2 separate regions of the Homo sapiens genome follow, and region 1 is linked to region 2. A link is an interaction called in ENCODE POLR2A ChIA-PET data of the cell type or tissue named here. Cell type or tissue: Caco-2. All regions are shown on one strand. Links, peaks and the distances in the headings refer to the core of each region. The heading gives the core; the rest is flanking DNA.

What was found. ChIA-PET counts read pairs that join two places held together with the same protein. Peaks named below come from ENCODE experiments on the same cell type or tissue, not always from the same donor. Only the 100,000 strongest peaks of a DNase experiment are listed, where the experiment ranks them.
Region 1: POLR2A ChIA-PET joins it to region 2 with 11 read pairs; 2 of 35 experiments call an interaction of 5 or more read pairs at or near these places.

The regions. Positions count from the first base shown.
Region 1 is chr20:1,846,064-1,862,015 of GRCh38, reverse strand. No RefSeq gene overlaps it. Among named protein-coding and RNA genes, the nearest start is that of SIRPA, 41 kb to the left of the region's middle. In Caco-2, for the core only: no CTCF peak of the experiment used is centred there; DNase peaks (open chromatin) are centred at 6,665, 7,575 and 8,335.
Region 2 is chr20:2,455,860-2,468,570 of GRCh38, reverse strand. SNRPB (small nuclear ribonucleoprotein polypeptides B and B1) reads left to right here. Exons shown (of 7, transcript NM_003091.4): 2 at 813-964; 3 at 2,752-2,863; 4 at 4,672-4,824; 5 at 5,344-5,482; 6 at 5,810-5,935; 7 at 6,632-6,929. The coding sequence ends at 6,642. It overlaps SNORD119 (small nucleolar RNA, C/D box 119), which reads left to right and starts at 5,524; the gene lies at 5,524-5,619. In Caco-2, for the core only: no CTCF peak of the experiment used is centred there; no DNase peak of the experiment used is centred there.

The DNA of each region.
Region 1 (15,952 bases), core at 3,886-11,885, 610 kb after region 2:
CCTGGGACAGGCTGCCCCATGGGTTCCTTTACCCTACCAAGCTTCTTCCTTCCTCGTACCTTTGCACTCTGTGTTTTCTGCCTGGAGCTTTCTTCCCCTAGATGTTCACAGGACTCCCTTCTCCGTCCCACCCAGTCTTATACGTCACCTCCTCAGCAGGGACTCTCCGCCCAGCCAGTCTGGAATGGCCTCGTCCTGCCTCCCCCACCTTGAAGCCTCTGCTTTTCTCTTCCAGCATCTGCGCTGCCTGTGAGTGTGGTATATTTTCTGTCTATCTGTCATCTGTCTGTCTGCCTTCCTGTTGTCTGTCTTCCTTGCTGGAATGTCAACCCCATGAGAGCAGAGACATCGCCTGACATTGTCTGTTTGGGTCACAGCTGCTTCCCCAGCTCGCGGAGCGGGGCCTGGCATGTTGGAGGAAGTAATAAATGTTTGTCAAGTAAATGAATGAACGAAGGAAGGAATGAAGAAAACATTTATTGGTCTCTGCTATATACTGGGTTAGGTTAGGACAAGCTACGATGGGTTAGGACTAAGGGGAAATGAATGAAATTAAAAACTCCCAGACCAGGAAAAATGAATGCCAAAGACAACTTTAGAGGAGGAAATGAATTCTTTCATAATGGCTTAGGTGTGAGTTGCGTATGTGTGTATATATGTGTGGGGTGGGTAGAGGGGGCGTTTTCTGCCATGGTAATAATAATCATATAGGTGGGTAACAGCAAATAATTGTATGTGTAAAACTTAAATCCTCTGACAATAACAAAAGTCATAATGACCATGAATCGAGTACTTATATGTGGGACACAGTACTTTAGATACATTAACTCTTTACACAAGCCCCCGTGAGAACAGGACTTGGCTGTTCTTTTCACTGCTGTATCCGCAGTGCCTGGGACATAGCAGGGGCCCAATATACATTTACACAATGAATGAATCTCCATTTTATATTTGAGGCCTTTGATCAGAAAGGGCAAGTGACTTGTCCAAGGACACACAGCTGGAAAGTGACAGAGCCAATTGAAACCAGGTCCGTTTGGCTCTGTCCATCTTGCAAAAGAAGCTCTTCTCTCTACGTTCATTGGCCTCTTTGAGTCACTGCCCACCACCACCACCACTCCCCTGAAGAAATGACTCCCCACCCCCTTCCCTCACTAACCCTCACAACATGCCTAAAACTCTGCTTAGCTCAAAGTCTGAAAGATCTTGGGCTAGATGGGAATGGAAAACAGGCCGAGCAGTTTTAGCTACCAACATTGCAAACACAGCCTGGGCCCTGTTGTCTCTGAAGCCTCCTGGCTCATTGTCATCTTTCACTATGCCTGACGAGGCTGGTGTGGGAGGACCAGGGAACAATTTGTGGGCAGACACATACATTCCAAACTTCTTAACAGGTCTGGGCTTATCACCGAGGCTCCCCCATGGTTGAGCTCCAAAAACCATGGCTGAAGCCCTGGGCCTGCATGTTCAGCAGGGATGAATAATTAAGCAGCCACCAGGCGCCAACAGCTTGATGAGGGGGGTTTTGTGTAGCTGACAATGCTGTATCCCAGCCCAACACTGATTTTGGGTAGAGGCTGTTGTTTCTGATGGCTGTCTCAGTGGTGCCCAGAGCAACAGATCCCCATGGCAGAGGGACTTATTTGATTATTCTAGTAGACAGAGGATGTGCCCTGGGGAAGGCAATTGCTGCCAGACTGACCCTCCTGGACATGGCTGGGTGATCTTGGGGAAGCCTCTTCTTGGTCCCCGTTTTGTGCCTTTGTTTCTTTGGCAAAATGGAAAAATGAGGAGTTATTGAGGAGGCGAAGTTAGGTCTCCTTAAAAAGCCCTTCCCTTTATGTTTATCCCTTTCCCTTCTTCCTACATGGAACAGGGATGTGATGCCTAAGACCTGGCAGTCATCTTGCAACCATGAGGCACTAGGAATGAGGATAAAGGACAGATAAATTCTTAAAAGTAAACTGTAAAGCACCTTGTAAAGGTGAGGGACCTCTCTGCTGACTTGGTTATGGTTTGCTTCCCCCATTAGGATATGAGTTCTGATGACAGGGACTTTGCTGATTTTGTTCACTTATGAGCACCTGAAACTGGGCATCCCCTCAATAAACATTTGTTTAGAATGATGTATGCTATTATTTGTTTAGAATGATGGATGGATGGTTATTACAAGTCAAATCAAATATGTTTCCTGGAAGTCCAATCTGTTGGATACTTGGGACCCTGGAATTTTCATGGTAGGTGGGTTCAGGGCAAGACCCCACCCCCACTCCTCATGGGTTCACATGGGCAGGTCTAGTGGCTACGTGGCCTGAGGAACAACTGCTCAGCACCCTTTTCTAGGCCCTGAGCCAGGCAAACGCCTAATGCTGGTGCATTTTGGAAGAGATAGAAAGGGGGAGGTACATCCCCTGGGAGGTAGTGTGATTCCATAGAGGGAACAAGAGCTCGGTGACAGGCAGTCCCTGGGTCCTATCTTGACCCCACTCTTGGGAAAGTTAGGAATGAACTCAGCTAGAAATAATAGAAACCCTTCTGCAGAGGCATAATCCAATTGGTGTTTATTGTCTTATAAGTCCTGGGCAGGCCACCCGGGACCAGTGTGGCTCTCACTGATGCCACTGGAGACTCAGGCTCTGCTTGCCATTCGTCTTTGCCATCTTTAGCCTGTAGCTGTTTATCCTCATTCCTAGTGCCTCATGGTTGCAAGATGACTGCCAGGTCTTGGGCATGGCATCCCTGTTCCATGTAGGAAGAAGGGAAAGGGATAAACGCAAAAGAAAGGGCTTTTTAACTGTGGAGGAAGACTGTTTCTGAGACTTCTACCTACATCTCATTGATTAGATCAGCGAGGGTCACATGCCACTCCTAGTTAAAAAGGAAGCTGGGAAAGTTAGTGTTCTGGGTTTTCTTGCAGCTAGCATGAGAATAACTATTAGCTGTGTGGGAGGAAGCTGTCCACACATAGTTTCCACAGCCACAGGCCGATTTCCCAAACCCTGAAGCCTCCTTCACCCATGCTCACTAGTGATGCTGGAACTTCCAGAAAGCAGGTCCTCTTCCTGCTGTCAGTGTAGTGATCAAGATGGGTTGTGAAGCCAAGCTGCCGGGTCTGAATCCCTACTCTACCGAATACCAGCTGTGTGGTCCCAGGCACATTCTGTAACTTCAGTGTGCCTCATTTTCCTCATCTGTAAAATGGGGATGCGGACCCTTCCCTGTGGAGTTCCTTTATGAGGGTGGAAAATGTTCAATCATCTGAAGGACCTAGAATAGTGCCTGCCTTATTGTAGGCATTCAAAAAAAATACAGCTCTTAACAACCTAAATGGCCACCAGTGGCAGGCTGGATAAAGAAAATGTACATATACACTGCAGAATACAATGCGGCCATAAAAAAGAACAAGATGGTGTCCTTTGTAGGAACATGGATGAAACTGGAGGCCATTATCCTCAGCAAACTAATGCAGGAACAGAAAACCAAATACTGCATGTTCTCACTTATAAGTGGGAGGTAAATAATGAGAACTCATGGACAGAAAGAGGGGAACAACAGACACTGGGCCTTCTTGAGGGAGGAGAGCGGGAGGAGGAAGAGGATCAGGAAAAATAACTATCAGATACTATGCTTAGTACCTGGGTGACAAAATGGTCTGTACACCAAACCCCCATGACACGAGTTTGCCTGTATTAACGAACCTGCACATGTACCCCTGAGCCTGAAAGTTAAAAAAAAGTTAAAAAAATCAGGAAATTCTTTTTCTCTCAAAAAACAAATTTTATATGTACATATAAATATATATCCGTCTTATGATTGTTGTTATTATTATTATGACTATGGTTACTAAGATAAGACTTTGATGTTGGTGAAAACAGTAAGGCCTCAAATGCCTGGGGGTGGTCCCAGCTTTGTCCCAACCTGCTGTGTAACTTCAGATGAGCCCCTATCTGGGCCAGTGTCCCCTTTGTACGATGAGAGTCTGGATCCTGATGGTTGGGTCTTACAGGCCTTCCCGGAGAGGACTCAGATGGAATCCTCCTATCAGACACTCACAGGCAGAGTGTCCTGTGATCACATCTTCCCGGAAAATGGGTCTTATCACAGGAAGAGCAGAGTCCAGGAGCAGGGGAAATTTTGGCAAGTTTGGGGGCTCTCCCAGGATTGCTGATCCCAGGCTTGGTGTCTGGAGCTGGGCCAGGGCTGATCAAGCTTTTCTGTGTGGGGAGGTGGAGGCTCTGGGCTGCCCCCACCCCCAACCTGCAGCCTCATCCTGCCCCCGTTCTGCTAGGCTTAGCTCTGGTTCCTGCTACCCTTCTTTCCTTTCTCTAAGTATTACTTCCTCTTGATGATTTCCCAGCAAAAGCTGGTTTCCCTCCTCCAAAACCAGCTTCCTGCAGTGGGAGGTCCTGCACCAGGGAGGGGCATTAAGGAGGCTCTCTGGGTCCCTCTGTGGCAATGTCGAGAGGGGCAGTGGAGTTCGCACTGGGACTGTGACCTTGTTGTGGTTGGTTGTTTTTCTGGGAAGGCGGCAGAGGAGCCCCTCTGCTCTCCAGAGGGAACTTGGCTCTTAACTGGTTGGTAACCTTAGCAGGCCTCTCTAGGCCTCAGTTTCCCCATCTGTGAAATGTGGCACTGAATGCATAGTTTTGAGAGGCCCGAGCAGATTGGATTTTGACAGCAAGGACGCAGCCACTGAGGTGCAGTCGCCTGTGGTGGCATCGGGCCATGGCAGTGTTTTTGCAGGCTATTGCAGGAGGGGGTCAGATTTCACAGGGCTCCAGTGCTCCCAGCCCCTGACTTCTTCAGGTCAGTCAGCTTTTCTTTGTTTTATTTGTTGTAACATCAGTATCCACTGAAGTTTCGAATGGAAGACAGGACTCCAAAGTTAATATAAAATGTTTGAAAGTAATAGCTAACACTTTATAGACTTACCATGTGCCAGGCACTCTTCTAAGTGTTCCACACATATTACTTTATGTAATCTTACAGTAATGCAGTCAGGTAGGTACTATTATTAGTTCTATTTTAAAGGTAAGGAAATTGAACAAAGAGAAGTCTAGTAACTTGCCCAAAGTCACTCAGAAAAGTAAGAGGGATTTGAATTCAGGCAGTCTGGCTCTTAACAAGTATTTGTTTGTTTTTTTCCAAAAAGTCACTGATGTAGCTCATCCTCTTTGCCTCCCATCTGGTGTTGGAATCCCTACTACAACATTCCACCAAATGTACTGCCTGGTCTCAGCTTGCACACCTGCAGGGATGGGGAGCTTGCTACCTCCCTGGGGATCTGTGGCCAGCTGTACCAGTTTTAAAACTCTCCCCCAAATTTATGAATTCCTTAATAAATCTTCAAGGCTCCACATGGTTTCCTGGGAAACAGAGCAGCTTGCTCAGCCCCCAGGGACCTGTTATGGTCTGAATTCCAGATGGAGAAATCTAGAAGGAGCCAACAAACCTCACATTTTGTGAACATGAGAGAGGGCACAGGGTGGACACCAGAGTGGAGGCTCTGCGTGTCTGCTCTGGAGTCATTTTTCTGCCTGAGCCTCAGTCTCATCTTCTGTGAAATGGCATTTACCAAGACCACCTTCTTCATACGGTTGCTGTGAGGATTAAAAGAGATAATCCACACGCAGTGCCTGGCACTTAGGTAGCATTAAAAATAGTTAACTAGTATCTTGGTATCATTTTTATCATCATCATCATTATCACCTATGAAGTCTCTGTTCTCACTCTGGAATTTAGGAATGACTTGGTCAGTGGCTTGACCATAGAATGAATAAGGCCAGCAGCTTGATCCCTGGATCCAAATAGTCCTCTTTGGCATATGGAGAAATTGAATCTCAGAGAAGGCTGGGGACTTGCTTAAGGCTTCCCAGCTAGTCAGTGGCAGAAAAAAATAGAGTTCCGTGGAGCAAAGGGAGAGGTGACTGGTTAATTCCACTAGATCCTCTTGGAAATAAATGTGAGATCAAAGGTCAGAAGCAGGACCACTGGGAGGTTGGGGCCAGCTCCTTGACACTCAAGCTTCTGGGAGGAGCACAGTGTGGGTATTAGAATGGTCAGGTGCTCAGATTCACACATCCATACATGTTGCCTGACTAGGAGTTTTTATGTTACATCTGGGTGTGATCCTGTTGCAGGGATGTAGCTTGGATTGGGCAATAGTCATAAACTTTTTGGAATTTGTTTGGGTGGCTTTGGAACACCAGGGGCAGGGCACCTCAATATACCTGAGTGATTCAGTAGAGAAAGCAGAGGTTCAGGAAGCACATATAGGCTTGAATCCCAGCTGCTCCACTGACTTGCTATGTAAGTGACCACTTCGAGGCTCAGTGTCATCATCTAGAAGATAAAGACGGAGTTGTTGGAAGGATTAAATGTGATGAGGGCAGCTGAGTAGCTACAGAAGTTGCCAACCCAGAATCTGTCTTAACCATATTTAAAAATTTGGAGAATTGAAAACCAAATCCAGATTGCCTCTTTCTTTCCAAAATTCAGAAAGATCCTGCCACCTTAAACTGCTTTTTCAGGAGCCCAAGTTGGGCATCTCTGGCCCCCTAGAGCTGCACTCTCTGACCTGTCAACCTGACACCTGCAGATGGGTCAGAGGTCAGCTTCTCCACCTTCCTAGCTCGACAAGTCTGTCCCAGGCCACGGAGGCAGCTGCCCCCGCTCCAGGAGCAAAGATCACTGGGAGAGGAAAATTCCCCATCCCTGGAGGTGTTTGCTCAGGGCCGCTACAGGATGAATATTTCCTTTCATAATGTTGCTAATCATTTTCCCCTCCAGGCAGGAGCGGAGGCTCTCCTGAGCTCCTCGCAGCTGTGGTGCCTTGTGGGCTCTTAATCAATGTTACATGGTAATTAATAATAGATTCTCCTGCTCCAGCTCCATCACTCCTGGCCTCCCACTCTCTCTGACAAGCTGGCATCTTCCTGGCCAGATGAGGCCGAAATCAAAGGCCTGAAATTAGAGCTGAAAATTTGTCCTCCAATTGCTTGTGGGAAGGAATCAGGATAGCTCAAACCCCTGGCAGGTCTGGCGCTGGCTGAAGTTCTCATTTTACCCTCTGATCCCATGGGTGCTCAGCCTTGCTTTATGGATGGGGCATCAGGCTTGGGGACGTTCGCCCATTTGTCCCAGTGGTTCTCACACTCTAGCGTGCATTGGTATGATTCAGTAGATCTGCAATGGGAACCAAGAATCAGCATTTCTAAGAAGTTCCCAAGTGCTGCTGCTGCTGCTGGTCCTGGGGCTACACTTCCAGAACCACTGATTTCTCTCATCCTTTTCCAAGGGCAATTCACCTGGTGCCAGGCACTGGGAATATGGCGAAGAATAAGGCAGATGTAGTGCCTGCCCTCTTGTTGGGTGGAATTGACCTGGGCATCACATGGTGGGTAGGCAAGTAGGTTTTAGAATCAGACATGCTTGATTCAAGTCCTGACTCTGCTAGCGATGCTCTCTGATCTGGGCAGCACCTGCCTTCCCAGTGCCTTCGTCCCTGCAGCTGTCTAATGGGGATAATTACGTTCTCTGCTTCAGATGATTGATGTGAAGATCAAATGAGGAAAGGAATGTACAAATATATGCTCAGGGCTGGGGGCCTGGCTCATGCCTGTAATCTCAGCATGTTGGCTGTCCAAGGCAGGAGGATTGCTTGAGACCAGGAGTTCGGGACCAGCCTGGACAACATGGTGAGACCCTGTCTCTAAAAAAAAATAAAAAATTAAAACATTAGCTGCACATGGTGGCGTGTGCCTGTAGTCCCAGTTACTTGGAGGCTGAGGTGGGAGAATCACTTGAACCCAAGACAAAGGCTGCAATGAGCTATGATTATGCCACTGCTCTCCAGCCTGGGGAACAGAGTGAGACCCTGTCTCATAAAAAAAAGTGCTCAGAAACGTTAGTTATAAAGAGTGATGTATCATTAATAACTATGTTATTATTGTTGCTGGGTCATTGTCCAAGATTGTGTAACTAGGCTCTGGGGAAGTTGAAATTCACTTATTTATTCATTAATTCATTTGACACATATGTCTTGAACAACCAAGTATGTACCAGGTGTTGGAAACACAGAGCTGAGCCCAAAAGTTAACTCTCTACCCTCATGGAGTGGACTTTCTTGTCAATAAGCGAATACATATGTAGTAAGTCGAGGGGTGTCAAGCACGACGATGCGAAACCAAGCAGGGCGGGGATAGAGATGTTGGAGCTGGGAGAGGTGAGCAGGTGATGCTCTTTTAGGTAGAGTAGTCAGCTGAGGCCCCTCTGATAAGGTAACCTTTTAGCAGAGAGCTGACTGGGGAATTATAGTGAGCCAGTAGGTGTCTGCAGGGGGCGTGTTCCAGGCCCAATGAGTGTAAAGGCCAGGTGGGGACCAAAGTCTGTCTGGGACTTACAAGCATTCCACCTGGATGTCTAACATTGCATCCAGGAGTTCCAGACCTTCATGCTTTGTGGTCCCGACAACCTATACATCTCTTCTCTCCTCCACACTGAGGACTGACCCTAGATCCCACCAGAGGCACCATATGCACTTGTATCCCAGGGTTGCGTAGCCTGGTCATCAGATACCACTGGCTTTGGAGTTGGCTGGTCCTGCTGTGACGTTGCATAGGCCACTTCCCACTCTGAGCTCCACTTGACTTGCCTTCAAACAGTGGGTGATAATATTACCTTCATCACAAGCGGTGATGAGTGGTAGACGAGCTCCAGGCCATGAAAATGCTTTGCAAGTGGGACACTTAGTAGGTGCTCAATGAATGGGGTCATCACTATGCCCTCCTCTCACTGCTTCCTTCCCTCCTCAGTGAGACCCAGGATCCAGGTGGGAGCTCAGACCTGGAATTCTTGCTTAGCCAGAGAGTGTGTCCTATTTGCATCGATTTGCATAAGGCAGGGAATGGTGTGTACCTCTTTTTGCCTTTAGTTCCTGCAAGCTCACATCACCATTTAACAATAGGGTGTTGATCTTCCCCTTTCCCTACCATTCATTTTGCCTCTTGAAAGAATTTCAAGCTGTTAATCAAATATGCTGGAGTTGGAAGCTGTTTTTATTTTGGCCTGGTGCAGAATGGGGTCACCAGCTCTGGGCAGTCCTTGATTACCTGCTTTACTGGAGGAGAGACAACAGCAATGATCTCACAAATTGGAGGGTCCTGGAAGCTTTTAAAAGAAGAGCCAGTTTTATTTTTTATGCTTACAAAAGTAGAACATATAGGTAAAATGGAAAATATATAACAGCAGGAAAAATTCCCCAACAAATTACCCATAATAACGGTAACCAAGCATAATCACTATTAACATGTTACTGTCTTTATTTCATGGTTGATTTTTCCCTCATGCAATTTTTCTATAATTGAGATTATACATAATATATATAATGCTACAGCCGGCTTTTCCCCTGTGCTATAATATTATAAACTTGCAAACATCATTTTTTATGATCATGTAATATTCCACTGAACAGATAGTTTTAAAATCCTTCCTCTGTTATAGGACATTTAGATTTGTCCAGTTTTTTTGGTGGGGCTGGGGCAGGATGAGGAGGATATTGTAAATGTAACTGTCATGAAAATTATGTTCCTGGCTTTTTCTCTGCTTATTATGGGTTATTTTATCAGAAGAGAGCTCAGAAGTAAGATTACTAGGATATAAGAAGAGTGAGATGAGCTTAAGACTGTGGATAGATTTCGCTGCATCTCAATCAGTATCTGAATTCAAGAATGTACTTTTGAGTTGGCATTGTCATAGCTTCCTCTATAAACCTCAAAGCAACATGGGACACTCTGCCATGGGATTTGTTGGGCTCCCAGCCTGACGCTCCATGACTCCTGGTGCCCCTCTCACACAGGGAACACTCAACTCTTTGCTGGGGTGGATGCAAAGCTTGGACAATCTGCTTTCTTATAACATCTTTGGGCAGAACTTGTTTATGAAAGTATCTGGAATTCAAGGATACTCAAGCTGTGTCTTCAAGGCTGTGTCTCAAGGCTCTCACAAGTCCTATTTTACAAAAAATGACTTGGCTTTGGTCAGTTAGTAATGAATGTCTTTGGCTCAAACAAATATGTATTTCCAATCCAATTTTTCATAATAAGATGTCAAGAGATAGCATTCCAGACTATGCACAGCTGCCCAACAATGTTGTCTAGCCTTTGGGCTCTATTTTTCTGTTCTGCAGTCTCTGGGACTGTGGCATTTATTCTTGCAGTTTTTGCCTCTTGGTCCCACGATGGCTGCCACACCTCCAGGTATCAAATCCTCATTCCAGGTATGAAGAAGAAGGAAAGGTGAAGGAGCAAAGGAATATGCCATCTAAGTCTATTTTTTGCACCAGAAGACAAAAGCTTTTCTAGAAGCCCCACCCAGGAGATGCTTGCATCTCATTAGCTAGAACCAAGTCCTATGGCCATCTCTGAACCAATCGTTGGTGAAGAGAAATAAGGTTACCATGATCTTTGGACCAATCAAGATTCACCCCCAGAGTTCATGTTAGGGGCCTACCCTCTTTGAGATCAGTGGCTCACCAGTGCTGTGGACACAAATCAGTTTCCTTAGCAAAGAATGGGATGGGATAGCTGAGATTACTGGGATATGTGTTACTAGAAGGAAGACATTGTCATAGGCTTTGTGGAAGATGTTATGATTTCATCCCAGGGGTAAGCTCTCATTGGCTGATGCCCATTTATTTCTCTTGCCCAGTGATTGGCTCAGAGATAAGTACATGGTCTAAATACAGCAAGGACATCCAGTCTGTAATGAAAAGAGAAGGCTCCTCTTCTTTGTGCAGTGGGGTACTTGAATATGATGCCCAGAACTGCTGCAGCTATTTTGTTCTTATGGGGTAAACCAGGCTGAGGATGAAGCTTACGAGTGTACAGAAGGGGGGATAGAGACACAAGGGAAGCCTCAAGAGATGGAGCCGAGGCCTTGATTGAACTCTACCTGAGGCCCTTATGTTTTCTAGACTTTCAGTCTCAAAAGCTAATGTACTCTTCCGGTTGCATAAACCAGCTTGACTGAGGTTTCTGATGCAAGTTAAAGCATGATAACTGACAGAGATGCAAACAGGAACTTTGAGAAAAAGAGTTATGTGGTTAAATAAGTTTGAAGAACTGGATTAAGCAAAGTTTGACAAACTTTTTTTTTTTTGCTTCCCTTAGATTCTTCTATATGCAAATGTGTAATGTGAAGCTTCAAGAGGGGGAGATTTCATGTAGCATTTCCAGAATGTATTGTCCCCAGAATTGTTTTATCGTGGGACAGGACATCATTGGGAAATGCTGACAAGCCTAGCCCCTACCCTATAAACCTTGAATTTTTGACTTGAGATTAGACATATGGTTAATGTAGACGGAGTTAGGAGGCAAGTCTAAAGGGAAGGCAAAGGTTTCAGTTCCTGGAACATCTCCGCAGTGGTCTCTGCGTTTCCTCCCGAGGGACACATTGCATCTACTAGACAGGAAAGAATGCTAATTGCAATTAGACACAAAGGAAATTCCAGGAAGCTCCAAGTAGCCTAGAGAGCCTCAGCTGGGTGACAGGTTAAAACTGATTTTTTCATCCCCAGTTGCCTACATGCAACACACACACACACACACACACACACACACACACACACACACGCACACACACACCACACTCCCTTCACCTTTAGTCCATGGCTTCCTGGAGGGCAGGGTTAAGTGTCTTATTCATCTCTTTCTCCAGGACAACACAGAGGGCCTGGCACTGAGTAGGTGCTTATAAATCCAGCCCTGACACTTGGGAGACATCTGGGAAGAATGTCACTGACAACTTGGCCCTATTGCCACATTTCACAGATGTGAAAACTGAGGTCCCGAGAGAAGGCATCTGCCCAAGCTACAGGGAAAGCCAGAGGCAGAGCCATTCAGGACGAGAACCTGATAACCAACCCCATCCTCCTTCCCCACCTCCCCACCCCCTACCCCACCCCGCCAACCCGGCTGCCACCGCCTCCTGCCTTTCCTACACCCCCTCCCGCCTTTCCTACACCCCCTCCCAGCCTCCTGGTCAGGAGTTCGAGACCAGCCTAGCCAACATGGCGAAATCCTGTCTCTACTAAAAAAATAAAATAAAAAATTAGCTAGGCGTGGTAGTGGGCGCCTATAATCTCAGCTACTCAGGAGGCTTTCTAATTATTTTATTATTTTATATTTATTTATTTATTTATTTATTTATTTATTTTGAGATGGAGTCTTGCTCTGTCGCCCAGGCTGGAGTGCAGTGGCACAATCTCTGCTCACTGCAACCTCTGCCTCCCAGGTTCAAGCAATTCTCCTGCCTCAGCCTCCTGAGTAGCTGGGATTACAGGTGCCCGCCACCATGCCTAGCTAATTTTTTATTTTATTTTTTTTAGTAAAGACAGAGTTTTGTCATGTTGGCTAGGCTGGTCTCGAACTCCTGACCTCAGGCAATCCTTCCGCTTTGGCCTCCCAAGTGCTGGCATTACAGGTGTGAGCCACTGCACCCGACCTCTTTTTGATTACCATGAGCTCTAGAATGCTGCATTCCTGAGGCCATATCCGGGCTCAGGGGGGAAGAACACCCTGATCGTTTAGTGATGTCTGCCATGGACAATGGGAGCAGGGCATGCCTGCCAATGTGTTGTCATTATCCTTGTAATATAGTGCAGCTGAATAAGGAGGGAGAGCAGAGGGAGCTGTGGGAGCCAGCAGGGAGCCTAGCCTGGGGTGAGTTCCAGCCATCTGGAGAAGACGGCAGTGACCCTGGAGGTGACAGAGAAGTGGGAGTTTGCCAGGTAGAGAAGGGCAGGAAGAGGATTCCATGCTAGAGCAACCTGGAGGAGCAACTGTGCAAAGTTCTGCAGGGGTGCTTTAGGTACAGCTTCTTACAGCTGGCAAGTACTGTGGTGGTGGGGTGGGGGGACAAGAAGGCCATGAAGAGTGGGACCAGATCACACAGGGCCTTGAAGGCCACTATTAATGTTCTAGATGTTATCCCAGGCCAGGGGGAGCTATGGTGGAGTTTTAAGCACTCGCTGAGTGACATTGTCACCCTCTTCAGAATGGCCCATTCCTGCTCTTAGTGGGGTGGATGGGAAAGGGTTGGATGGATGCAGGGGTACCAGCAGGAGCCCATGACAGCCGTCAGGTGGAGGGCAGGAGCCAGATGGGGCAGTGCTGTGGACAAGTGGCGGCAGGAATCAGGCATCTGAGTCGAGGTGTCTTGAGGAGGTTGCCCGCCTCCCCTCTCATGAATGTTTAGGAAGTGAGATGAGGGCACCTGGGGCTGCAGGGACCAGATTCTCCAGATGAATCTGCTGCCTCTGAGTAAACCAACAACTAGAACCTTACAGCTGTGGAGCTGGGGGCTGCTCAGAGCAACCTTGAGCCTGCAGCTGCCCTGGGCTGCCTGGAGGGTGAGGAGCCTACAGGGCTGGGCTCTGGGGAGATGGACCTTGGCCACCAGCTACCCAACAAGTGCAGCAAGATTCCCCTGGCAGGTGGGGCCAGGTGAGCAGCTTCACTCCTGCTTGTCTGGGTTGGGGCTCCTTGAAAAAAGTTTGTGGGAGCCTGGCTAGCCCTAATAACAGCAACACATATAAAAACAATAAGAGCTCTCCTGACATCAGCATAGCCATCATAATGCACCCCAAATCTAAAAGCTGCCATCATCTCTATGGCTACCACCTTCATCCCAGGTGCCATATCTCACCTGGATCGTCACCACAGACTCTCCACTGGCTTCCCTGCTTCCACCCTGGGCCCCTCCAGTCCATTCTCCAGGTAGCAGCCAGAGGAATCCTGTTAAAACAGAAGTCAGGTCATGTGGCTCTTTTGAAGGAAATCCTCCAAAGGCCTCCATCTCACAGCTGAAGCCAAAATCCCTACATGATAATCTGCTTCCCTCCTGGGGTGGTGGGGGGCCACCTCCCATTTACCTTCCTCTCTGACCTTGTTTTCCATCATTCAAGATCATTCCTCTCTGGCCACCTCAGCCTCTGGGCTTTCCCTGGGGCATAACTGTCTGTGAACATTTATGCCCCAGGACCTTTGCACCAGCTGTTCATTTTGCCTGGAATGCTCTTCCCCCAAATATTTGCCTGGTTCCTCTATTACCTCCCTTGGGTCTTTGCTCAAATGTCACCTTCTTATTGAGGCCTTCCCTGACCTACCGCCTTATTTAAAATTGCATCCCCTGAATCTACTCTTCTTGGCCTGCTCCCGTGCTTTTTCTCCATAGGACACATCACCACCTGATATGGTTTGGGTGTGTCCCCACCCAAATCTCATCGTGAACTGTAGCTCCCATAATTTCCATGTGTCATGGGAGGGACCCAGTAGGAGGTAACTGAATCATGGAGGTTGGTCTTTCCTGTGCTGTTCTCATGATGGTGATAAGTCTCATGAGATCTGATGGTTTTATAAAGGGGAGTTCCCCTACACAAGATGTCTTGCCTGCGCCATGTAAGACGTGACTTTTCTCCTCATTCACCTTCTGCCATGATTGTGAGGCCTCCTCAGCCATGTGGAACTGTGAGCCAATTAAACCTCTTTTCTTTATAAATTACCCAGTCTCAGGTATGTCTTTATTAACAGCATGAGAACAGACTAATACACCATCTAATATACTATGTATGTATTTTACTTATTTAGGAGTCTGATCCTTCCCTTAGGTTGTGTGCTCCCTGAGGGCAGGGACCTTGTCCTTTTCATCACTGTTGAGATTCTAGCACTGTAAACACTGTCTGGTGCATAATAGGAGCTCAATGTACTTCTGTTAAATGGTTGAAGGAATGGTACTACTTAATCCAATGTGTCTGACACTGGCCTTCACCCTCTTAACAAATCTAAGAAAGCTACGTTGTGAATTTTCATTCTTTTCTCTTTTCAGTTTGGAGAATTTCTGTTGACCCATCACTAAGTTTCACTTTCCTCCTCTGTGTCCAGTCTGTTGCTAATCCCATCAACAGAATTCTTCCTCTTTGATATTATCTTTTTCTTGCTGGTTCCAGCACTTCCAGTCAGCTCTCTCTCTCTTTTGTTTCTCATAGTTTCCTTCTCTCTTCTGAAACTTCCCATCTGTTTATGTATGTTGTCTACCTTTTCTGCTAGATCCTTTAATCTATTTATTACCATTATTTGAAAGCCCCTGTTTCAGAGTGGATGATCATTTATTGAGTACTATATGTCAGACATTGGGATAATGGATGACTTTAACCATTTTAACAAGTTGAATTGGATGAGAAAATGGAAGTTTCATAGTAGGAAGTGACCAGGGGGTGAGGGCATTGGGATTCCAACCTCAGACTGACAGCAGAGCTTTTGTTCTGTTAGTCTGCCTTTAGCTACCAGCTCTCCCAGAGACCTGGGCTCAGTTCACCAGTTTATTCACAATGAAGGATCCAGGTGGCCGGTCCCCATGGCACCTCACTGTGGCCAGGTCTCTGAAGAGTAGAGCCAGCTCAGATGCAAGCTTCCCCACTTGGCCTTCCAGACCCCTACCATCTGGCCCCATCCACTTTTTCCTTCCCATTCCCAGGGCTCCCCTGCAGAGAGCCAAGCTGGCCCCTTCCTCTGCCAGAACCACTCTCCACCTTGTTCTCCATCTTTCCACTCCATCCCAAACATGGCTCTTCTGTGTCTCATTCAATGAGCTGGGTCACTTAACATGTATTTAATCAGCTTGGATTCTGGTCTCTTCACTTACCAGCTGTGTGAGTTAAGTAAACAATTCGCTTCTCTGTGCCTCAGTTTCCAAACCCATGAAGTGGGGACAATGGAAGGACCTATCTCAGGGAAATGGCATGAGGATTGGCAAGTTAGACCATGTATCAATACAGAACCAATACAGTGCCTGCCTCTCAGCCAGTCCTTAGTAAGTGTTAGCCATCATTAACAGTGACAGCTATGATGTGGGGACACAAAGGTGGCTCAGGCCTGACTCTGCTCTCTTGGATCCC
Region 2 (12,711 bases), core at 1-8,000:
TGTCCATAGAAGGCACTTGGTGGGTTAGGACTTGGGTATAGCAGTCAGACTGATGGGAGGATGATATACAGATCAAATGCCAGGTGATTTGTTTATAGAGAGAAATACAACTGCTTAGGGTACCTGACAGTTCACAAAGTGATACCTATATAGTCACTTCTTTATTTTAGCACATTGGAACCCAGGTTATGAAAGCAGAAATGTTTGTTGGGTTAAAGACCATTATATGTCCAAACTGGTTAGCACCCTAACCATCAGAAGTTTCCCTCTGCCAAATATAGTCTTGGAGGCACACTAACAAATTCTTGATATGTGGATTTCATTTTTCACCTTGAAGCTGATCTCCTTCCTGATAACAAGCTTCTTGTTGATTAGATTTTTAGTTTCAGCCCTATTCTAGCTCTTCCTTTACTCAGTGTTTTTAATGAGATTTGAATGTTCCATAGCACTTGAGTCACATATCTATAATCTGCACACTGGTAGATGGCTCTAGTATGTATGCATTGGATTATTTTGGGGACACCCTATACTCTCATCCCTGCAACTGACACGACAAGGAGAAAGGCAATTATAATATGAGAAAGACCGATTTCAAGGGAAGAGAGAATAGCAGATTACTGGGTAGAGGTCAGGGCTAAAACAGGGTGGCATGGGAGAATTCCTAGGAAAAGGCTGTGGGTGGGAGACTGAGCTAAGAATCTGTTGAGAAAGTTGGACACATGGACAAGAACGCCATGGGAAGTTTTGGGGAGGGCCAGAGGTGCTTGGGTCCAAAAGAGCAGAGTCTCATCCCTGTCCATTTCTCCTTGCAGACGGTGGGCAAGAGCAGCAAGATGCTGCAGCATATTGATTACAGGATGAGGTGCATCCTGCAGGACGGCCGGATCTTCATTGGCACCTTCAAGGCTTTTGACAAGCACATGAATTTGATCCTCTGTGACTGTGATGAGTTCAGAAAGATCAAGTGAGGAGTGGACTGTGGGGGGCGGAGACTGGAGGATGGGAATGGATTGAGTGGGTGGGCCAAGCAATAGAGGTGGTGATGTAGCTAGTTGGTTCTTCTCTGTTTATTCTCCAGTTTTAGAGGGCAGACTTAAATGGGGACATTGAACGCTAAGAAATCTTTTTGAGTCCAGCAAACCTTGCTCTCTAGTCTAGCAAAGTACAAGTTGTGAAGGGCTGCTAGGCTTTTTGTTTCTCTCACTTTGCGTGCCCCTGGGTACTGGGGTAAAGGGCTCTCATGTTCTCCCCACAGGTGTGTGAGGGGGGAGAGCTTGAGTTTCTGGCCTCATTGCCTATTTGTAAAGCTGTAGCCTAAAGGGCTCTCCCAATGCAGCCTGGTCTGAAACTGCTTTAAGAAGCCTCTGACCCTCTTCAGGGTAAGTGCTCAGCTCCCCATGTGGGTTTGGGGCCAGTGATTTTTGTTGGCATTTATACAAACAATTGGAGATATTGTCTACTTTGCTACAATTCCGTAAGTTATTGGCTAACTCCCTTGCCTTGAGTCTCACAGATCTTAAGCTTTTGGCCCATTAAAAGATATGATTTAGCTTCCCATCATGTTTTACATTCAAGGCTACTTGAGGCACAAAAAGATGATGTGACTTCCGTGGCCAGCAGCTCTTTTGTCATATGCAGTGTCCATATTATTCTGTCACTCACTTTGAATTCCCTTTGATTCTCCTTGGGGCTGATTTCTTCTGTGACCCAAGGTCAAGAAGTATAGTTTAAAAATGTGGTAGGGATGCCTTGGTGCCAGGTACGTATTAGAGAGGGGCCAACAGATGAGCGTGGAGCTACTCCAAAGTTCCCTCCTGATTATAAAAAATGTTTATTGGAAAATATTTTTGAAAATACAAAGAAGTCTATGAATAGAAACTAAAATACCCCGAAGGGTTTTTTTCTAATTATGAAAGGACAATACATGGTTATTATTTTAAAAAATAAGAAAATGTGAGCCAAAAAAGGGAAAAACTGTCCATCCACAGACAACCAGTTAATATACTGTAAAATATCAAAACAAAATCTTTTGAGTTCTTTTTTTAAATCAGGCTATTTTTTCCCCTTTATTTTTAGGATCTAGCTTTAGCTTTTTTCCCCACTTTCCTATCCTGTTGCAGTTATTTTTCCTACTTCACATTTATATTTTGTTCATCTTTTTCTGGTTGTTGCTTTTTGGGGGTTTCTGTTTTTATGCTTTTGAGGAACAGATATGAAATTTCAATTTCTGTGTATGTGAAATTTCTCTTAACCTTTTCCTTCTATGGCTTCTCCTATTTCTGATGTAAGATGAGGGGCAGAATTATAGGCCTGTGAGGTTGAATTGATATTAGAAGGACACTGCACGTAAGTGAGGTGGGTGGGAGTCATTTGATTGGAATTGTTTAGGCAGCCTCCTGATGTTGGCAAGACCTTAAGCTGAAGGGAGGGAATAGGGTCCTAAGAAAGAAGACTTGGCTGAGGGAAGGGCCTTCACGGTTGCTGTGGAATAGCATTTGGGCCCGGGCTGGGCTTTGTTGACCTTGTCCTATCTCTTGGTCAGTGTGTCCTCTTGGCATGGTAGGAAACAGGTAGATAGCCACCTAAGAGGTTATGTGTTCAGCCTGTAGAGACTATCCAGGAGGGCTATCTTGGGAAAGTTTGTGTACTGTTTGTTAGGAGATGCAGTATAAGCAAATCTTGGAGGCCACTAGGCAGGTGAACTTTACCCACCTCTAACACTTTTTTTGTTCCTTCTAAACCTCTCTTTAGGCCAAAGAACTCCAAACAAGCAGAAAGGGAAGAGAAGCGAGTCCTCGGTCTGGTGCTGCTGCGAGGGGAGAATCTGGTCTCAATGACAGTAGAGGGACCTCCTCCCAAAGATGTAAGTCAGAGCAGGAAGCCTTGTGGAGGAGGGGAGGCCCTACTGTGAGCCAGGCTCTGTGTTAGATTCTGTTTCATTGCAGTTCTCACAGGCATCCTCTGGATTTTGCCCCCTTTTTCAGATAATAAATGAAATCTTAAAGAGGTTACCCTGCAAGAGGCCGGGCGCGGTGGCTCACATCTGTAATCCCAGCTCTCAGGGAGGCAAGAGGCGGGAGGATAGCTTGAGCCCAGGAGTTCGAGACCTGCCTGGGCAATATAGCGAGACCCCATTCTCCAGAAAAAGGAAGAAAAAAAAAAAGACAAAAAAAAAAAAAAGAGGTTACCCTGCAAGAAAGAAGTGGAAAAGGGGAACTAGAATTTGGGTATCTCAGACTTTAAAGCTCTACCTGTTTCTCAGTTGATGTACATAGTGAGTCAGTGGAGGAAGCACCTGAAGCCATCTGGGTCAGTTCTTAATGTGACGACAAAGCCTAGGTAGACCTTAAAAAGTTGTAACTCCGAAACAATAGGAAATGTGTGTATTTTGTTTTGTACAGTTACAGTTCATAGTTACTGAGAATCTACCTTGCGCCAACCACTTCAGTATTTTATTTGATCCTTTAGGTCTCTTTAGAGATAAATTCTCATCTTATAAATAGAATAAACCAGGGCTTAGTAACTTGCCCAAGGTGCCACAGCCACTAAGTGGTGAAACTGACATTTGATCTCAGACAGTCTTGATTCTGTAAACACCAAGCTACACATAGAAATAGAGCAGGCTTTAGAGACCTAGTCAAATTTGTTTTCCCTTTCCCTTTTTCATTTGAAGGGTTTTTTTTTTTTTTTTTTTTAGATTTTTAGATGGAGTCTCGCTCTGTCGCCAGGCTGGAGTGCAGTGGCACGATCTTGGCTTATTGCAACCTCTGCCTCCCGGGTTCAAGTGATTCTCCTGCCTCAGCCTCCCGAGTAGCGGGGATTACAGATGTGAGCCACCACGCCCTGCCAAGACGTTATTTTAATCAAAAGAGAATAATCCTTTTAACTTTTTAAAAATCCACATATATTATCTGGATTTTTTTGTACTTAACACATAGTGGGCATATATTATGTTGTTCTGTGTTTTCACTTAATGTTAACATTTTTCTAGTTGCTCAACACTTTTAAAGTCAAGTTAATGACTGAGATTTTCTCAAATGAGTACAGAGTAGTTTATCCTAATCATTTTCTTTTTTGGAGATTTTTACGTTTTTGCCTTTTCCAGTTAAAAATGTCTGCAAGGGATGTTAGCATATCTTGGTTCAAAGTCCATGTACATATTCAAATCTCTTAGTACCTACTTCCAGTAGAATTGGCTGGTCTAACATAACCCATCATAAACCTTTGTGATCACAACCAGTTGTACCATAACCATGTCATTTGCAGATAAGGCAACTCAGCCCGGGATTGTGGGATTATTTGTCCATTGTCACCTAGCGGATTAGAATCAGCTGGGAATGGATCTCATGTCCCTTTAATGCCTTGCCTGCTGAACCCTGAGTGGAACCCTGGCCCTTTGCTCTTGGTTTAACTTTCACAGGAGTGCATATAGGTGGTTGAGTTGTGGCATGTTTCTCTAGACTTACTCTTAAGTTCTACCCTGCTTCAGGGATAACTCATAGTCTTGGATGGAGGAAGAATGGTGTTGGCACACATGGAGAGGTAGTATTTATAAGCTATTTCGATAGTATTTATAAGCTATTTCGAGGGGCTCTCTTGGCAATGATATTCCAAAGTATACTTCTGATCTTCAGATCACTGGGCATCAGAGCATATTTGTTTATTTTTCAGACTGGTATTGCTCGAGTTCCACTTGCTGGAGCTGCCGGGGGCCCAGGGATCGGCAGGGCTGCTGGCAGAGGAATCCCAGCTGGGGTTCCCATGCCCCAGGCTCCTGCAGGACTTGCTGGGCCAGTCCGTGGGGTTGGCGGGCCATCCCAACAGGTGAGGAGTTGGGGAAAGGGTACCACCTCCTGGTGGCTAAAATAAAGGATAAAGGGGAGGGTCCATAGTTTTAAAAGGGTCCAGAGTGACCAACCTGTGATTGTCAGACTATCAGTGTTTCACTGTGGTTTATACATGGCCCTAGAAGCAAGTGAAAAGGATAAGTTGCCATTGTAAATTATGTTGATGCTATTAAAGAGATGTACGAATTAGCCAACTGTATTTAAGGAAAATATTTCCATGACAGCATTTGAAATCATGAGTCATATTTGAAAATGCAGTTGCCTTCTCTCACTTGGATTGGACATGCTTACATTCAGGTCTAGAAGATGGGAGTTGGGCATTCAAGCTTGATCTTTCCCGACATGTGGTTTTGGATGGGAAGTCTGGTGCTGAGAGTTGTAGCATTAAGGGATTTGGTGTCTGTTATTTCCCACTGTCCTTCCCCAAGTTGGGGAGGAGAGTGGGAAGCTGCATTGTACTGTACTCTTCTAACTCTTTCTTCTTATGTCCTCTTAGGTGATGACCCCACAAGGAAGAGGTACTGTTGCAGCCGCTGCAGCTGCTGCCACAGCCAGTATTGCCGGGGCTCCAACCCAGTACCCACCTGGCCGTGGGGGTCCTCCCCCACCTATGGGCCGAGGAGCACCCCCTCCAGGTGAGGAGCCCATAAGGAGACCAGTGCTAATTGATAGAAGATGCCTTAGCTGGATTAATGATGAGATATAACCTTGACTGAAGCTGATGATGAGTTTGTATAATTAAGCAGGATTACTCTGAGATCCAGCGTGGCTGACTGATGAGACTAGGTGGACAAGAGCCATTGGGAGCCCTGGGTGTTAGGCTCAAATGTCAGTTTTCTGGGAGCTGCTGAGAGGGTGGAATGGTCCATCTATCTCAGAACTTGGTGGAAAGCTTTGTAGTTTTTTTGCTACCTTTTCAAGATAGACACTTGAGCTATATTCTTGGGGCTTTTCTCTTGCAGGCATGATGGGCCCACCTCCTGGTATGAGACCTCCTATGGGTCCCCCAATGGGGATCCCCCCTGGAAGAGGGACTCCAATGGGCATGCCCCCTCCGGGAATGCGGCCTCCTCCCCCTGGGATGCGAGGTAAGTGCCTGCAGTGGTGACTTTGGCTTCTTTCCCTAGAGCCTAGTGGGATAGGAAATGGAGGGAAGATTGCATTTAGATCATATCCCATGGGCTTTCAAGCCTTAAATCTAGGGAAATCCAGAAAGGAAAGAGAAGAGGGAACATTTCTTAAATTGGGCTTACCTCCCCTCTTAGAAAAGTTAGAGCAGCCATGCACCCAGGGTGTTTCTCAATATCTAAGGCAGCGGCCTCAGGACACAATGAAATAATGCATTCTGAGGATCCCTAACAGAAGTTATGAGATTGTCTTATGCTCTTTGGTTTGACAGTGCCTAGTAATTAAGAGGGGGCTCTGGGCTTTGCTGTACTATTATGGATTTCTCTTTAACTTCAGTTGGAGAAATTCTGAGATCAGTCCCCACATGGATGAGAAAATAGGCCCCCAGGGAGTTTGGACTCCAAGCCCAGTGTTCTTTCCCTATAAGATAACCCATGGGCAAACTTGGTGACCCCTGTTTCTCTAGTCTGGATTATTCCTCTATGGGTTTTTATAGACATAGGAACCCAGTCAGCCTCAGAGTAGTCCCTAGTTAGCACATATGCCATGTATACCCCTCTCCTCACTCGATTACTGCAGGGCGTGGGAGGCTGGGGCAGGGTTGGGGATTCAAGTTGCAGATCAGGCACTGACTAAACTTCTTACTCTTACTTCAGGCCTTCTTTGACCCTTGGCCACAGAGTATGGAAGTAGCTCCGCAGAGGCGTGGGCTCGATTCCTCAGGGCCACGTTACCACAGACCTGTTTGTTTCTTATGCTGTTGTTCGTGGAGTCTCATGGGATTGTCTGGTTTCCCTTACAGGGCCCCCTCCCCCGGGAATGCGCCCACCAAGGCCCTAGACTCATCTTGGCCCTCCTCAGCTCCCTGCCTGTTTCCCGTAAGGCTGTACATAGTCCTTTTATCTCCTTGTGGCCTATGAAACTGGTTTATAATAAACTCTTAAGAGAACATTATAATTGCACCTATGGATCTTTATTTTTAGAAAAATCTTTGATATATTGGGTGCTTAATAGAGTCAAGAAGGGTTGCCTTGGAAAAAATTAACCCTGATCTTACCTTCTTCCCTATAAAATGTTTTACTACCCATTTGCATCTGTACATCCTCATACACTAAGATACTTACAAAATTGAACATTTTCACTTATCAGATTCAAAGATCAGTTTTGTTGAAATCAGTACCCATAATATCCTCTTGGGAAGGCACTTGTCTAGATAGCTTCTCCATGAAGCAAATGCTAAAAATGAAAATTCTGCTGGGAGAGGAACAATTTTGGCATAACTTTCTGCCAGGGTCACACACGTAACATATAACCTAACGTAACTTTTGAATTGTGGTATCTTCATGAGTTCTTCCACCCAAAGCCTGTGTTCACTGAGCAGCACTCTAGTACTTAGTGCATCAAGCTCTAAGGGTACAAAAATAAGGTGAACACTGTTGTAAAGTTACTGTGTAGGGGGAAGATAATTGTAAATGCAATCAGTGGTACTTACCACATTAATGGAAGAAAAAAGCCATAGGATCTTCTCAACAGATGCAGAAAAAACATTTGAGATGATTTCAACACCCTTTGATGATAAATACACCCAGCAAATTAGGAGTAGAAGGGAATTTTTTTTTTTTTTAAAGAGATGGCGGGGTGCAGGCATGAGTCACTGCACCCAGCTCAGAAGGCAATTTTTAAACAAGATTAAGGGATTTATGAAACACAGCTAACATAATAGTGAAAGACTGAAAGTTTTACCCTTATGATTAGGAACAAGACAAGGGTTCCCACTTTGGCCACTTTCAACATTGTACTGGAAGTTCTAGCCAGAACGATTAGGCAAGAAAAAGAAGAATTGGAATTGGAAAGGAAGAGGTAAAACTATCTCTGCAGAAGATATCCTGTATATAGAAAACCCCATCAACTAGATAGCTACTAGAGCTAATGAGTGAATTCAGCAACGTTTTAGGGTACAAGATCACATAAAAACTATTCCATACACCACCAACAAACAATCTGAAAAGGAAATGGAAGAGAATTCCAGTTAGGATAGCAACCAAAAGAATACCTAAGAATCAAAGCAAGCAATACCAGAATACCCAGGAATCAATCAAACCAAGGTGAAAACTACAAATCCTGAAAGAAAACTAAGTAGATGAGGAAAGCCAACATGTTCATGGATCCAGACTTACTATTAAAGTAACAAATAATAGTCTCCAAACATTCAATGTAATCCCTATAATAATTCCAGTGGTCATTGCAGAAATGGAGAAGCTAATCCTCATATATATGAAGCTACAAAAGGCCCCAAATAGCCAAAACAATCTTGATCACATTAGAAGTCTCACAAAACCTACAAAATTGTAATAAACACTGCATCTGGCATAAAGATAGACAATGGATAGATGAGAGTACAGAAATAAACCCTTACATAAATGGTCAATTGATTTTCTGCAGTGGTACCAAAACCATCTATTGGGAAAAGAGTAGTCTTTTCAGATGGTGCTGGGACAACTGGATAACCACATGTAAAAGAATGAAGTTGGAACTCTACCTCATATGCCTTCATTTATCACTCATTAACTCAAAATTGGTAAACAATCTGTAAGAGCTAGATCTAGAAGAAAATGAGTAAGTCCTCATCACCTTGGATTTGGCAATGGATTATTGCATTGGACATTGAAAACAAGCAACAGAAGAAAAAATATGTAAATGGGACTTCATCAAAATTAAAAACTTGTACATCCAAGAATGGTGAAGAATGAAAAAAAAACTTATGGAAGGGGAGAATATTTTTGCAAACGATATGATAGTCTGATATCTGTAGTTTGCTATTTGAACTATAAAAAATTCTTAATAAAAAAGATAACCTTTTTCAAAAATGAGAGGAATTGAACAGATATTTCTCCAAAGAAGATACACAAATGGCCAAAAAGCACATGAAAACTGGTTCAACATCATTGGTTATTAAAGAAATGCAAATCAAAACTACAATGAGATGCCGGTTCATACCCACGAGGATGGCTTATTTATGAAAAAAATAACTCTTGGTGAGGGTGTGGAGAAACAGGAACCCTCATGCATTGCTGGTGAGAACGTAAAATGGTGTAGCCCCTATGGAAAACAGTGGCAGTTCCTGAAAGCTGAACAGAATTACTATATGGCAATTCCACTCCTAGATATATGTATCTGTGGTAATATGAAATATATTTAGCCTTTTTTCCTGGTTCTTATCACAGCAACTGAAAAACACTTGGAATTTCCTGTGTAATGGGATAATACGTGAGTTCATGACTTAGAGTGGGACCCCTAGCTAGCCTCAGGATGGGGCCAGCCACCAGAAAGACCAAGTGATGAGAGGGTTGGAACTTTCACTCCCACCCACCAGCCTCCTGGAGCAGAGGTGGCTGGAGATAAAGCTCTATAAAAACTCGTCAACAATAAGATTTGATGAGCTCTTCCCAAAAGCTAAACTGCCCTTATAAAACTAGTGAAAGACCCTCAAGTGAAGAGGATGAGAGGGGCCTGAATTCTACCAAGACGTAGGCCTGTTGAGTTCAGAAGCAAGATGGAGTCAGCCATGTCAGATTTCTCTTACTGTCACTTTTGCAAAGGTAGTTTGATACACAGAAACTTGTATACAACTGGTTTTAGCAGAATTATTCATAACAGCCCAAAGGTGGAAACAACCCAAAATATTCAACATATAATGGATAAACAAATTGTGGTATATACTGTCAACCTAAATAAACGGAGGCCGTAAAAGAAAATGATACCTATTCATGAATGGGGCATTGCAGTGGGAGTCCATGTGCCATACTATGCGTATTCAGGGAGGTAAAGGAAGACAGATTAAAAGGAAAAACAAGGATTATGTAATTGTCTTGGGATAACTATCCCTAACTCCAGGGATTAATAACAAGTCCTGGTGGCACCAGTCTGAGGTTGAACAAGCAGAAGTCCTTGCAGAAATATTTTTGTATGTATATAAGGTTGCAGTGGCCTTTGTGCAAGGTTGTGTTTTTACAGTCTTTTGTAGTAGTTTTTTTTTTTTTTTTTTTTTTTATCATTTATGCATCAGAATCCTCCCTTCATAGCCTTTCGGCTTTGGCAGGGTTTTTTAAAAGACATACAAGTGACTCCATTTTGGTTCTGACAACTTTCACAATACATACAATGGAATATAATAGAGCTGAAAAGAAAGAAATATTGATACATGTTACCATGTAGATAAACCTAGAAAACATTGTGTAGTGTGAAAAAAGCCAGACACAAAAGATCATCTATTATATAATTGCTTTTATATGGATATTTGCTACCCGTAATAGATAAATCTGTAGAGACAGCAGATTAGAGGTTTCCAGGGGTGGGAGCAGCAGGAAATGGAGTGCCTACCTAATGGGAATAGGATACTTTTATAGGGCGAGAGCTGGTGGTTTTACAGCCTTGTGAATACACTCAAGTTACTGAGTTGTGATTGTTAAAATGGTTAATTGTTGCTATGTGAATTTCATCTCAAAAAAAAAAGTTTCTTCACAGAAAAAGTTTACTAAGGCTTTTTGTTGTGGAAAGGATATTCCCAGTGGAGGAAAAGGCTGAGTAAAGATGAAGTTGGTCCAGGTTTATTAGAATAAGGACATCAGGGAGGTGAGTTTGGCATCAGCTTTTGGTAGAGCCAATGGTTGGCTCAGTGTCACAGGAACCCTGAGTAGCACAAACTGCAAAGGCAGCTAGCTTCCCACTTCCCTGACAGGTGTGATCCAAAAGGGTTTTATACTCCCAGCCTGAGCTAAAAGGCAGTAGTCTTTTTTTTTTTTTTCCCCCTTGTTTTGAGACAGAGTCTTGCTCTGTCACCCAGGCTGGAGTGCAGTGGTGTGATCTCGGCTCACTGCAACCTCGGCTTCCTGCCTCAGCCTCCCGAATAGCTGGGACTACAGGCATGCACCGCAACGCCCGGCTAATTTTTGTATTTTTAGTAGAGACAGGGTTTCGCCACGTTGGCTAGGCTGGCCTCAAACTCCTGACCTCAGGTGGTCCGCCTGCCTTGGCCTCTCAAAATGCTGGGATTGCAGGTGTGAGCCACCATGCCTGGCCAGTACTCTTATTTTTATTATGCAAATAATAAGGATAATCACGCAAAGGAAAAAAAAGCAGTCACACGTTGGCTAATGGTTAGCACAGTAAAAATTCTGTATCCTCAAAACTACTCTTGAAAATCTACTCAAACTCTCTTGAAGTACAGCATATATGGTTTTGTGTATACAACCCTTCATAGAAAAATCTTAGGCACGCTGGCTTTTGAGAATCACTGACAAAGAGAAAGAACAAAAGGAAAAGTCTGTAATCAGACATCTGGGTATTCTGACCATTGTATCGTTAAGGTAACTCCCAAGTCTCTGGTGGTGAAAGAAGTCTGGATGGAGAATTTGAATGTGCTCTCACCTATATGAGCTCTATTCCAGTTTTCATAGTAAGTGTCTATAACCTTAGTTCACGTCAGTAAATTGGTCTGTGGCTGCGAGGACTAAGTAAGAGATTAAAGGCACTAGGTTTGCTGTTGAACTTAAATTTGTATTCTGGCGAGGAACGGTGGGTGGCCACGCCTGTAATCTCAGCACTTTGGGAGGCTGAGGTGGGTGGATCACTTGAGGCCAGGAGTTTGAGACCAGCCTGGCCAACATGGTGAAACCCTGTCTCTACTAAAAATACAAATATTAGCCGGGCATGATGGTACGCACCTGTAATCCCAGCTACTCAGAAGGCTGAGGCACGAGAATCGCTTGAACCTGGGGCGGGGGTGTTGCAGTGAGCAGAGATCATGTCAGTGCACTCCAGCCTGGGCGACAGAGCAAGACTGTCTTAAAAAAAAAAATTGCATTCTGCTTGGTCAGGCCCACAGGCATGCTATTCCATAGTTCATGTATTCTGTTTTTTTAAAAAACATACTTAAACATGCTCATTAAAGAATGATTGTAGAAATAAAATACTGTGTCCCAGCCCCCCAAATATTCAATGCTAGCTTTTTCTCTACTTGTTGGGTTTCATCATCTTACTATATGGTCAACTCTCTATTTCTCTTAACATCAAAACATCAAAAACCTATCCCCAATCTTTGCAAACATTATGATTTTAGTATCTCATTAAATGAAACACTTAACCAATTTACTTAACCAATCCTCTGTAGTTGAACATTTAGCTTAGTTTTTTTCACCAACAAATAATGTGATGACCATATTTTTGCAAAGATTGTTCTATTTTTAAATACTTAAAAATGGAATTTCTGAGTCAAAGTCTATAATAAAAGCTTGAGTCAGTTTGCCCTGTTACAAATCGGTCACAACTACACCTTTCACACCATGCTCCTCAGAATTAATGATTCTCATTGAGAAACACACTTTTCTAGTTTGACAGCTGAAAAATGTACATCATTGTTATATTGTTACATTCTTTTTAAGGAATAGTTTTGACTTTTTTTTTAAGAGACAGAGTGTCACTCTGTCACCCAGGCTGGAGTGCAGTGGTGCAATCTTAGCTCATTGCAGCCTTGAACTCTTGGGCTTAAGCCATTCTCCTGCCTCAGCCTCCAGAGTAGCTGGGACTACAGGCACACTCCACCAATGCCCAGCTAATCCTTCCTAACTCCCTCCCCGACTCCTTCCTTCCATCCTTCCTTCCTTTCCCCTTTCCTTTTCTTTCCTCTGTCTCTCCTCTCCCCTTCCCTTCCTCCCCTCCTCTTCTTTTCTCTCTTCCC